Linked DNA regions of Homo sapiens: all the other regions are linked to region 1. The links are chromatin loops, found by intact Hi-C in ENCODE. Cell type or tissue: Caco-2. All regions are shown on one strand.

Evidence for each region. Hi-C counts contacts between places; a loop is a spot of excess contacts. Peaks named below come from ENCODE experiments on the same cell type or tissue, not always from the same donor. Only the 100,000 strongest peaks of a DNase experiment are listed, where the experiment ranks them.
Region 2: it touches region 1 in a loop (2.2-fold over the local background); 1 of 110 quality-filtered maps calls a loop at or near these places.
Region 3: it touches region 1 in a loop (5-fold over the local background); 1 of 110 quality-filtered maps calls a loop at or near these places.

What each region holds. Positions count from the first base shown.
Region 1 is chr3:167,976,139-167,980,138 of GRCh38, forward strand. No RefSeq gene overlaps it. Among named protein-coding and RNA genes, the nearest start is that of GOLIM4, 120 kb to the right of the region's middle. In Caco-2, no CTCF peak of the experiment used is centred here; a DNase peak (open chromatin) is centred at 2,133; H3K4me3 peaks cover 521 bases.
Region 2 is chr3:167,925,872-167,929,871 of GRCh38, forward strand. No RefSeq gene overlaps it. Among named protein-coding and RNA genes, the nearest start is that of GOLIM4, 170 kb to the right of the region's middle. In Caco-2, a CTCF peak has its summit at 2,324; a DNase peak (open chromatin) is centred at 2,310.
Region 3 is chr3:168,039,138-168,043,137 of GRCh38, forward strand. It overlaps GOLIM4 (golgi integral membrane protein 4), which reads right to left. Exons shown (of 16, transcript NM_014498.5): 6 at 2,255-2,337; 7 at 1,649-1,732. Among named protein-coding and RNA genes, the nearest start is that of GOLIM4, 55 kb to the right of the region's middle. In Caco-2, a CTCF peak has its summit at 1,670; no DNase peak of the experiment used is centred here.

The DNA.
Region 1 (4,000 bases):
TATTAAAATTCGACACAAGAGAAGTCTTTTTCGTATTCACTTCTTCAAACTCCTTTCCTATCTCATTATTGCCAAACACGAAAAAAAATCTGAAATGATGTGGAGAATTTAAGCAGGCAGCAATTTATCAGAAAGTGCAGGAGCATACATTTAAAATGCTCATCTTCAAGAAAAAGAAGGAACAAATTTTTTAAAAATGACTTTATGTCAAACAAAATAATCAATATCTGGTTTTTAAAGAAGCAATTCCGAGCGAAAATAAAATCATTCACCCTTGTAGCTTTAAACAACAAATTTTTATGCATAAGGAGAAAGGGGCATTTTCTAGAGAACTTAAAAAAAAATAAGTGGAAATTACTCATGGTCTATTATTTTAAAAGACTTGTTTCATGAAAATGAAATAATGCCCCATTCCTAATGCCCCAAAACCTTAAATAATTTCTCACAGAGTTTACTAAATAGGCAAAACAGAAGCACGTTTTAGCCAACAAAACTTTTAAAAGGGAGTGTGTCTGCGTTTCATAAAGTATTATTTCACTTGAAGATCTCATACAGGCAACATGCCAATGGAGTTGTTTAAATAAGCTTTCAAAAACTACAGGCAATAAGAAAAGATACAAACTGTTTTCTTTAAAGGACATAAGGTGAAATATAAAGAGGGAAAAGTCAACCTTTTATAATCACCACTACTAGCCTTTACTTTGTGTCCCCTAAACCTCTGATTTAGCCTTATTTGGTGTTTTGAAAGACTACAGTCTCTTAAGAGACAAAGATACTCATAGCATTCGCTAAAGCAAGCTGCTAAATTTCTTGCATCTAAAAGCATTTCCATATATGCTCAGATGAAAACCCTGCCTGTTGGTTCTCTTAATCATGTTTTTCAGCACACTGACTCCGGAAATGTACAGTCTAGCCCTCGGGACGAGAGCAAAGCTCACATTTACTCACCAATTATTCAAGATTCCTTTTACTGCAGCATGTGTTCACTTTCTCCCTTTTGTGCATAAAAATGTGTTTGTAAAAATTACTTTGGAGCAACTGAACCACTGAATGAAGTTCAGAAGCAGGAAGCTGAAAACACAGATCTGAGGCTCAGATACATATAAATGAGTAATTCTACTATCTAAAGTTCACCATTAAAATTAGGGTGAGGCAGATAATCTTGTTTGTACCAGATAAGACAGCAGAACAGTAAACGACGGATAGAAGGAATGTTTGTACACTTATGAATGAAAAGAGTGATGAAACGGAATAAGAAGCAAAGTTACATGGTAAACCAAGAAACGATTTATAGAACAAGACTGTGAACACGGTATTCTAGAAAAGTGATCTATCAGGTGACAGTCGCTGCTGTGTGTGTTATCAAGAGATTTCCAAGTTGTAAATCCACCTACACGGAAAAAACACGGCAAGAAATACATCTGTGTTTAGTGGGAAGGAGAGCATTGCACAGTCAATCATCTTGTGTTTAACATGCTGGTTCGGAATCAAAATTTCCTTTAAAAATTGTTTATTCTTTCACTAATTTGCAGCTGAAGCACAATAATCATGCCACTGGTACTCAGTAGGAAGATTGCACACCTGGGGGACCTGTTCAAGATAACAACTCAGAAGACAGGGTGGCGAGAACATGTATCTAGGGACCTCAGCCAAGGATGCTAAATATAAAGGACAAGGTTCGTTTAGGAGAAAGAATCCCTTAAAAAAAATGTTATTTTAAAAGAGATGTTGCTTCCACACTATGAGCAAGTCGTTTTCTCTGTCTAGCAGGAAGTTGAAAATACAGATCGGAGGCTCAGCACATATATATGTGGCACTCTTCAATGTAAAGGACACAGTTGAAACATGGAGTGAAATAGATACCCTCATTTGCTTCATGCAACATTCATTCTGACACGTATTATGTTAGTCCTCTTGTACCGTAGATGAAAAACCTAACAAAGCCATTTTCCAGGCACGTTTCCAAGTAGAGCTCTACATGTGGCCTGGTCCCATCAAGTCTTGTGTGAGTTGAATGTGAAAGTGAGCAACAAAGGCAGCTGGCAGTCACAAGGACAAGTATTTCCAGATGGGCAGGTGTGGTGGCAGAGGCCCCTGGTTCTTCTGGAATAGCTGTGGCAGTTTCTAGCCTCCCCTGCCTAGCATCAGGAATCTACTGATAAGCCACGGTGACTGTGGTTTCCACTGGACTTCTCTGCTGGCTGCATTGCTGCTGGTTTTATATCTCGGCCTAGTTCCCTGAAGTTCCTGTGAGTTTCCCCATGTTTTATGAGTCTCTTTATGTTTACATTATGCTTACATAAGATTTTATGGTTTGCAACTAGGAGTAAATTACCTAAGGCAACAGAAAAATAAGAGATCCAAGGTAAAGGCATTGGACAAATTGGGGGGAAAAAAAACATATCCAAGAGGAGATGGTGAAACAAGAGAGCACAGGGTCCTTGTTCTACCCCCAGGTATGATACAAGTTTATATACTATTCTGACATTAGAAAAGAGATGAATGTCAGCCCTAGTTGGTCTTTGGCCAGGGTGTCTCATCCCGCTACAACCTCTCTCTCTCTCTCCCTTGCTTGGCTCAGGAAAAGACATTCTACACAGCTATCTATAAGGTCACATCTGGTATTGGGGGTATAATTTGCTACTGATAATATCAGATTTGGCTACCCCTGCTGATTGCAAGGTCTCTGCCCTCTGTGACCTCCTGGTCCTAAACCCAGTTTTCTTCTCTTTCACTGCCCCTCTCAGCATTTCCAAGCCTTTTGTAGGCCCAGAAATTCTCAGGTGCTTCTTCCACCCTTCAAAGCCACCCTCAAATCCATATCCCAGAAACCTCTCACTGCCCCTGCTACCATGCCATGTGGAATGCAGAGCCATGTCAAACTGGGGACTCTCTGGAGACTTGTCATCTCGGCAGAAAATGGTCAGGAGTGAGCGCCAGACCTGATATTCTGTTTGAGTGCTAGTGATAATTCCATTGTCCTCACCCCTCCCCTTTCCAGAATTTTAACAGATGCTAAAAAGTCTAGTTTGAAGAATTCTGATATATTTCCAGTTGGGAGTGTAAATTATTGCCACCTCTATGAAGGGTAATTTGGCAATATTTAACAAATTTTAAATACACATGGCCTTAAACAGCAAGCCCAACTTTAGGAACTTATACTACAAATAAAATCATGTTCTCACAAAATGGCCTTTTTATGAGGTTATTCATTGTGAGACTGTTTGTAATAGTGAAAGACTGGATAAATCAAATGTCCATCAATACGAGATTAGTTAAATAAAAATTGTAGTGAATTCATACAACAGAATATTCTCCTGATTCTCCAATAACATTGGTTGTCTGTGCAGAAAAGTAGGTGAATAAAGTTCAGAAGAGGAAAGGAGAATTTTCACCAGATATTCTTTTATACTTCTTGAATTTTGAACCATGTGAATACTATAAATACTTGTACATGCATTTTTAATCTTAAAAAATACATTTAATTTTTAAAAATCTACCTTTTTCCTTAAATCTTATATAAAAATATATCATTATATTTAAAAATTACTCTATACTCTAAAAAGCAATTACTTTTTTGTTCTTTGGATTTTCTATATTCTTCCTAAAGCTAAGATTGCTTCAGCTTTAATGATAGAAGGGCTTTAGGTCAAAGAGAAGCAATCTTAGTTCTCCAGAATAAGCAATAACTGTTGACTAGAATTTGAAATATATCTATATAATGTTTTCAAAAAATGCCATCTCTCTAAACACAGTCAATAGTTGGAATTTTCATCATTCCTCACTTAGATTTTTGCGTGTTGACTTTTTTCCTTTGTTCATCTCCATGTTTACATTAAAACATTCTAAACATGTCATTCTATAGTTTTGTGTAGATTCCGTAAAATTATATCCCTTGCATGTAAAATAACAACCATGGGCCGGGTGTGCTGGCTCACGCCTGTAATACCAGCACTTTGGGAGACCAAGGTGGGCAGATCACGAGGTCAGGAGTTTGAGA
Region 2 (4,000 bases), 50 kb before region 1:
TTCTAACAATAAATAAAGCTTTAGGGTGTGTGGATCCTCATGTTGTCCCTCTGGTATATAAAGTTGTCTCCTATAAATCATTTTACATTTTGACCCTAAAATCCATCTACGAGCAGATATTCTTCCTCCTTGAATTTTGGCTGGGGCACAACAGAAAGGAGAGAGTAAGAGATAGGTTTGGCAGAAGTGTTACAGTACGTAGCTACCCAGGTATGAGTGGGGCAGGAGACGCCTCCCCCTACTCCACCAGGAATGTCAGGCAACCATCAGGTGATGGTGAGGTGTCAGGTGATTGTCACACTACCTCTCTAAAATAATAATTGGTTGTAGCCAGAGCCAGGGCAAGGCAGTTTCCCAATAGACAAAAATGCCTGTAACTGGTGATGGGCAGCTTCCCAATAAGATTTCAGGAATTGTGTGAGTGGGCTTGAGCATGTGTATTAAGAGGCAAAATGGTGGGGTTTAACTGGTATATGACCTTCTGGGGACATTTCACTGGAAGAGGGAAGAACACCTCAGACGAGTATGTGTATAACTCCAGTAAACACACTGCTCATGCTCACCTCTCAAGTACTAGCAGGCCACCATGCATGCAGGCAGATTACCCTAAGAGAAGAATCAAAGGAAATGGGATGCAAGACACTAGAAGTATGCCGGCATATAAAACTCCAAGTCAAAAGGTTAAATTCCACACTTGACTTCCAAAATGCCTACTTGGAGTACTTTACTTTCTTTTCATTCTTGCTCTAAAGCTTTTTAATAAACTTCCACGCCTGCTGTAAAACTGGCCTCCATCTCTTCTTCTGCCTCATGCCCCTCAGTTCAATTCTTTCTTCTGAGGAGGCAAGAATTGAGGTTGCTGCAGACCCGTATGGATTTGTCACAGGTAACAGAAGCACAACTGGGCATATGCTAGGTGTGATGGTTAATTTTATGTATCAACTTGGTAGGGTAACTGTACCCAGAAATTTGATCAAACATTATTCTGAAAGTTTCTGTGAGGATATTTTTTGGATGAGGGTTACATTTAAATCGGTGAACTTTGAGTAAAACAGATTGCTCTATGTAATGTAGGTAAGCCTCATCCAATCAGTTAAAGACCTGAATGGAATAAGACTCCCCCGGCACCCTCTTCCTCCTACATGAATAAATCTTTCTAGAAGTTGGCCTTTGGACTGGAACTGCAACATTGGCTCTGCCCTGGGTCTCCAGCCTATAAACTGACCCTGTAGATTTTGAATTTGCAAGCCTCCATGATCACTTGAGTCAATTCCTTAAAAATTTTTCTCTCTCTGTCTCTCTCTCTCTCTCTCTCCTCTCTCTTTCCTATTGTTTCTGTTTCTCTACATCAGGTAGCCAGCCTAAGACACGCATCTTTTGTTTGCTTCCAGTTTTCTCTAAAAGAGTAGTCATCATTAATGTTTTACCCTCATTTCTGTGTACTTGGAGATGCCTCTTTCAACGTAGCCCGATATTTTCCTCTTATGTGGTTCACTTGTACTCCACGTCTGAGTCCAACAGCTTCTGACTTTTGATACTAGAAAGAAAGATTTTGGAATTTAGAAAAGCCTTTTCTCTCTCAAGAGCCTTGCCCTTGCCATTGAAAGTCTAGCTTTCAAATTCTTTTTGCTAAACACTTTTTAAAGTCTATTTTGAAAATCAAAGGTGAACAATGACTTTTTTGCCCTTGGCTTTCTCTCTATCACACCCTAAGGCAATAGATGCTTCAGCATCAATACTTAGAGAGCAAAGGCAAAAAAACTGAATCCATCAGCTAATATTTGTAAATATTTTTACTCTGCAAGAGAGTGGCATAAAATGCGACTCAGCCCTGGCTTCATATTAGAATCATCTGAGGAGCTTTTAAAAGTACAATGCCCTATACCCACACCCCAGAGATTCTGATTTAATTCGTCTAGAATGAGGCTCAAGTGTCACTATTTTTTTTTTTTGCTAGACCCTTCAGGTGATTTTTTTTTTTTTTTTTGAAATGGAGTCTCACTCTGTTGCCCAAGCTGGAGTGCAGTGGCACAATCTCGGCTGACTGCAACCTCCACCTCCTGGGTTCAAGTGATTCTTCTGCCTCGGCCTCCCAAGTAGCTGGGACTACAGGCATGTCCCATCATGCCTGGCTAATTTTTGTATTTTTAGTAGAGATGGGGGTTTCACCATATTGGCCAGGTTGGTCTCGAACTCCTGACCTCATGATCTGCCCGCCTCAGCCTCCCAAAGTGCTGGGATTACAGATGCAAGCCACTGGGCCTGGCCTCTTCAGGTGATTCTGATGCACAACCCAGTGGGGGAACCACTGGTGTAGAGGAAAAGCCACTAGGCGGGGCTCTAGAGCCTGGTTTTGCCATGAAGTAGCAGGGAGAGCCCAAGGGATTGATTTCACCTATCTGTATTCAGTTTTCTCATATAGAAAATGTAAAGTTCAATTTCAATGTCTTCCAATAAACTTTGTAACACTAACATTCTGTAAATCAACCATTGTGACAACTAAAAGAGTGACTTTGTTCAGTGACTGATTCGAATGTCAAAAAAAGAATTAGTCTAGACATACAAATAAGATTTCTACTTTGCTCTAAAGAAATATATGGTGACTAAAAGAACTCAGTGCTCCTTTTAATGTGATGGTTGTTCCCTGTTTCACACTGTTGGACTGTTTAGGCACCAATTTAGAACCACCACCATATGTAGTTCCACATCCTTAGCTGCTTGGCTATGCTCAATGAGATGAGCCCCAAGTATTTTCTATGTTGAAAATATGTGTCTCTAAAAAGAGTAGAAAAATTGGCCAGCTCTCACTGGTAGAGCATTTTGAAAAACGTGGACTGTGTACAGGGAATTTCGAGTAGCGCATTAGATAACACTGAATTAAGTGGGTAGAACTTTCTCCTTTTTAATTGATTTCTTTTGGTGAGTCAAGAATAGTCTTTAGTGTTGAGATATCTTCATTACATTGTTAAAACTAATATATTTTAAGAGAGAGTAAAATTTCAGACTAATAGGCTCAAGCAGGCAATGGTATTTAGCTAGTATTTAAAAACAATGTTTTACTTTCATTCTATTTAAGATATGGTACATATCTAAAAAGATTTATATGAAGACAAGATCTTTCACCAGCAAAAACATTATGACTCACTGAGGCTCAGATAATTGTTAGCATTTTTTAGCAATAAAGTATTTTTAAATTAAAGTATGCATTTTTTAGACATAATGCTACTGCATACTTAATAGACTACAGTATGGTGTAAACATAACTTACATGCACTGGGAAACAAAAAATTCATGTGATTCGTTTTACAGCGATATTCACTTTATTGTAGTGTTCTGGAACCCAGCCTGCAATATCTCTGAGGTATGTCTGTAAAACCATAGAAAAAGATGTGATATGCAGGCAATGACCAAAAAAGAGCTGGAATGACTATACTGAGTATATGAAAAATAGACAAATTTAATGACAAATTGTTACTAGAAATAAATAATGATATTTTATAATGATAAGCGGCCAATCCATCAGGACGGGTATTAATATGAAAAAGAGGTTTTTTTTTTTTGAGGAGTTACATGTTCTGATGCTGCTTATCTAGTTATATGTAACACTTGTTTTTAAAGCAATTCAGTTATTCTTACCCAAATTATTTATAGTGAATGGGAGGACTTAAGTAAAGACACTTGTTTTAAAAGCAATTTAGTTATTCTTACCCAAATTATTTATAGTGAATGAGAGGGCTTAAGAAAGGTTGTGGTACTTTGGTATAAGCAGTTTATTGGCATATTCACCAGTGCCTAGGCACAATCTCTGATTTACACACAGTCCAGGAGACTCAAAGAAGACAATCTGAATCTAGTGTGTATGGAGTGACAAGAAACAATAGACTAGCGAGAGTCCCAGTGGGTACCCTGAGAGAACAATCCACATACTTGAGAAAAAAAGCCTGGTACAATAGATCAGGTTCAGCAATATAGTCTGAATATAAAACTTCAGTAGGTGGAA
Region 3 (4,000 bases), 63 kb after region 1:
GGCTCTAATTAAGGATTGCACCTAGTTCTGACACTTTTTTTTAAGGCAGGACAAACCTTGAGCATCCTCGCCAAAAAAGATATTTCAATAAATAGAAAATTATAACTATATATTAAGAAAAAAAAAATTTTTTTTTTTTTTTTGAGATGGAGTCTTGCTCTGTCACCCAGGCTGGAGTGCAGTGGTGCAATCTCGGCTCACTGCAGCCTCCGCCCCGCTGGGTTCCAGTGACTCTCCTGCCTCAGCCTCCTGGGTAGCTGGGATTACAGGTGCACACCACCACGCCTGGCTAATTTTTGTATTTTTAGTAGAGAAGGGGTTTCACCATGTTGGCCAGGCTGGTCTCAAACTCCTGACCTCAGGTGATCCACCCGCCTCGGCCTCCCAAAGTGCTGGGATTACAGGCATGAGCCACGGTGCCCGGCCAAAATTTTTTTTTCTATTATAAAACCCTGTGAGTAATACTGTCAGAGTTCTACTCCAGAATTTGGTTTTGGTCATCAAATAAATGATTTTACTTATCTTTCTATGGATTTTCAAATTGTTGCTCAGTCTTACATTTATGGCCGTTACAGCACACAGAGCACTCAAATCAGTTTGTCACATTTATAGTATGAAGAACAGCCTCATATAAAATAATACTTGACAAAAATTTTTATAAAGAAGACGTGAAATGAAATGATCCCTGACGTCAATTTCATTTATACACATGTAAAAAATCACTACACAGCTACAGCTTAGGAGGAGACACCTAATCAATGACTGTTTAGAAAAGGAATCTCACAAACACAGATGCTACAGCCTCTGAGATGGGTCAGGGACAGAAAATTATACCTTTTAATAATTTTATAAAGAAAAGAAAACCAACATGGGTTTCCTGATGAGCATAGATCGTTTACCTTTGTTCTTTTATCATAATTCCTCCAGTAAGAATAAAAGTGAAGATCTAGTTTACAACAGCAACTAAACTAGCCATTCCTGTTTCCTTCCTTCTGCTAGAAATCTGCATAACACTTAGCATGAAATCGCTTTAATAAGCTCTCCAACACTTGTATTTGTTCCCCTGTTCATTCAGTAAATATATACTGAGGGCCTGCCTTGTGCCAGGAGCTGTTCTAGGTTTGAACAAATGGAGCTTATGACTCTTGTTTTTCCTTCTCTGTTGACTCTTCTACTTTTCTGTAATTTGACCAACAACACATAAGCCTCGTTCCAAAAGGAGGGTGTGTAGGCTGGAATTCTGGGAGCAAGGCAGACACAGAAGAAAAAGTCTGACAATAGTTTTAGGTAGCTAGCAGCATAAAATCCTACAGATACTACACCAAGAGTCAACACAGATCAGATAGTTGCAAAAGACTATATATGTGAGATCATTTCTGTGATTTAAACAAGTATTAGACTACTGCATGTAGGGACGAGAGTGGAAAGAAATGATCATTTATGTACCGCACAACCAGTGCAAAAAATAATCAAAAGTTTAATATCTTACTGATTGAATTTTGAAAGCATGCATGATCCTCAGGATTAGGATAGCTCTGTCCTAAGGAACTCACTGAAGATTGGCTTGTAAGAGACTACATGCATAAAGGAATTGAGAAATGTTAAGCAGACTTGTAAAAGAACCCACAGAGGCTGCTACCCTTCTAACCTGTGCAGCAGCTAGTGCACTCTTGTGGTCTTCCAAAGTCACTACAAGTTGTTCATGCTCGGAGAGTAAATTCTTATGCTGTTGCTACACAAAAAAGAATTTTACATGTTGAGCTTTAACATTCTACGACAAATTCTTCTTTGGCTGATCGTGATATGGCTACCCAAATGTTACTTGCTTGTTTATTTGTTGTTGTAGCAGCATGTGTTAAGTTTAAAAATCATCGTAGAGAGAACACTACGCTTTATGTAGTATTCCAAAATCTAAAACGTGCTACCCAAATATCATAATCATTTATTTACAATGAAATCAAAACCAAAGAAACAAATTTCTCATTATTAGTAAACTTTTATAAATAAAAAGCTTATTAATATGTAACTAGCATGAGAATAATTTCAGTACTAATGAGAATATTCAGATTTTCAGACCATCTTTTAGCTTACAATGCTGAAGTGGTAAAAATATTAGGTACACTCTAGTTAATGCAAAGCCCACAATAACAACGTGGATTTGTAAAGCAGGCCAATTAGGGAATGACTTTTTAAAGTCATTCTACCAAATAAAGCAGGCAAACACTAAATAGTGAAACGTTTGGTTTTCTTTTACCTTGACATCTTGAAGCTGTGTATGTATGTCTTGGTGTGCTTTCCTTAGTTGTCTATTCTCTTCTCTCAAATTGTATACAGTCTCTATTTTAGAAAAAGAAGGATCACACATAAAGCCTTGAAACTTTCAGGATTCTGTTTCTATTATTTTCATATCTAAAGCCACCTATAACTTATTTTAGAATTTATTTTGAACTCAGACAATATAATATTCAAAATCAACAAAAATGATATTGTATTGGGATGTAGCATGGTTTTAGCTGGACATCTCAATCCACTCTGGTTCAGTACTTTAAATGCTTTTAAACAACTTTTGCATGACAGACAAAAGATAAGGAATTTTTGTTACCTAGGAATTAAAAATGAGATGTTAATGTCAATAAGCATACCCTTAGGAATAAAATATAATGCGTAGGTGTACTCAGATTTGAGTCTCTTCACAAATTAAAAACAAAGCTTCAGCATTTCAGTCAAATTTTTAAAAATAATTTAAAATTTTAAAAATATATAAAAATAAAATAATCAGAAAGTATAGACCCTTAACCCTTTGTAGTACTGCCTCAAGACTATTTAACTCCTGCATGACTTTTTGTTGTAACTTACTTTTTTTGAAATGCTATATTATAGAGAAATGTTGCAAAAAACATATAGAGTGGTCCTAAGGACACAACACCCAGCTTCCCATCATGATGACATCTTATACAAATACAGTACATTACCAAAACCAGGAAACTGTTGGGGTCAGTACAGTGAACTAGACTACAAACTTGATTTGGGCTTGACCACTGTTTTTGCATGCACCATATGCCTCTTAAAACCAATTATCTCACTTTAAACTTATTTAGCACCTATTTTTTTTTTTTGACAGAGTCTCTCTCTGTCACCCAGGCTGGAGTGCAGTGCAATGCCCCAGCAATGCAGTGCCCCAGCAATGCATTTAATTTTAGTGCGATCTTGGCTCACTGTAAGAACCTCCGTCTCCCGGGTTCAAGCGAGTCTCTTGCCTTGGCCTCCCGAATGGCTGAGATTACAGGCATGTGCCACGATGCCCGGCTAATTTTTGTATTTTTAGTAGAGATGGGGTTTCGCCATTTTGGCCAGGCTGGTCTCGAACTCCTGACCTCAAGTGATCCACCCACCTTGGCCTCCCAAAGTGCTAGGATTACAGGCGTGAGCCACCGTCCCCGGTTGAAATGGGGAAGACGTGTGTCTTGTGATTAATCTGGAGTTCACCTAAATATTTGATTGCAGAATGCACTGGTTTCTTTCTCCAGGACTCACATGCACTCAGAAAAGTGACATATTTTGTTTCATATTACTATGAAAATACCTGACACAGATGTTGATGGGTAGCAAATTTATGAGCAACTACTCTACATGCTTTATGTAAATTATTTCTCACACCAATTCTACAAGGTTGATATTTTTATGATTATCTCAATTTCACAGATAAGACAATGAAGCCCACAGTTGTCACACAACTTACCCATGGTCACATAGCTAGTGAAGAAGCCAAGATTCACCTGGGCAGTCTGACTATAGAACTTGAGCTTTTTTCAGTTACTACTGGCGATCAACAGCAAGTCTCTGCTCCCTTGGAGATTTTTAGAAATATATGGAGCAATTTTTGATTGTGGCAATAACTGAGAAGCATTATAGCATTTAGTAGGTAAGGATCAGAGATGCTATCTGTCTCGCAACCCAGTTAAGAGAAGAATCGTCTTGCCCAACAGGGCCATGTGCCCCA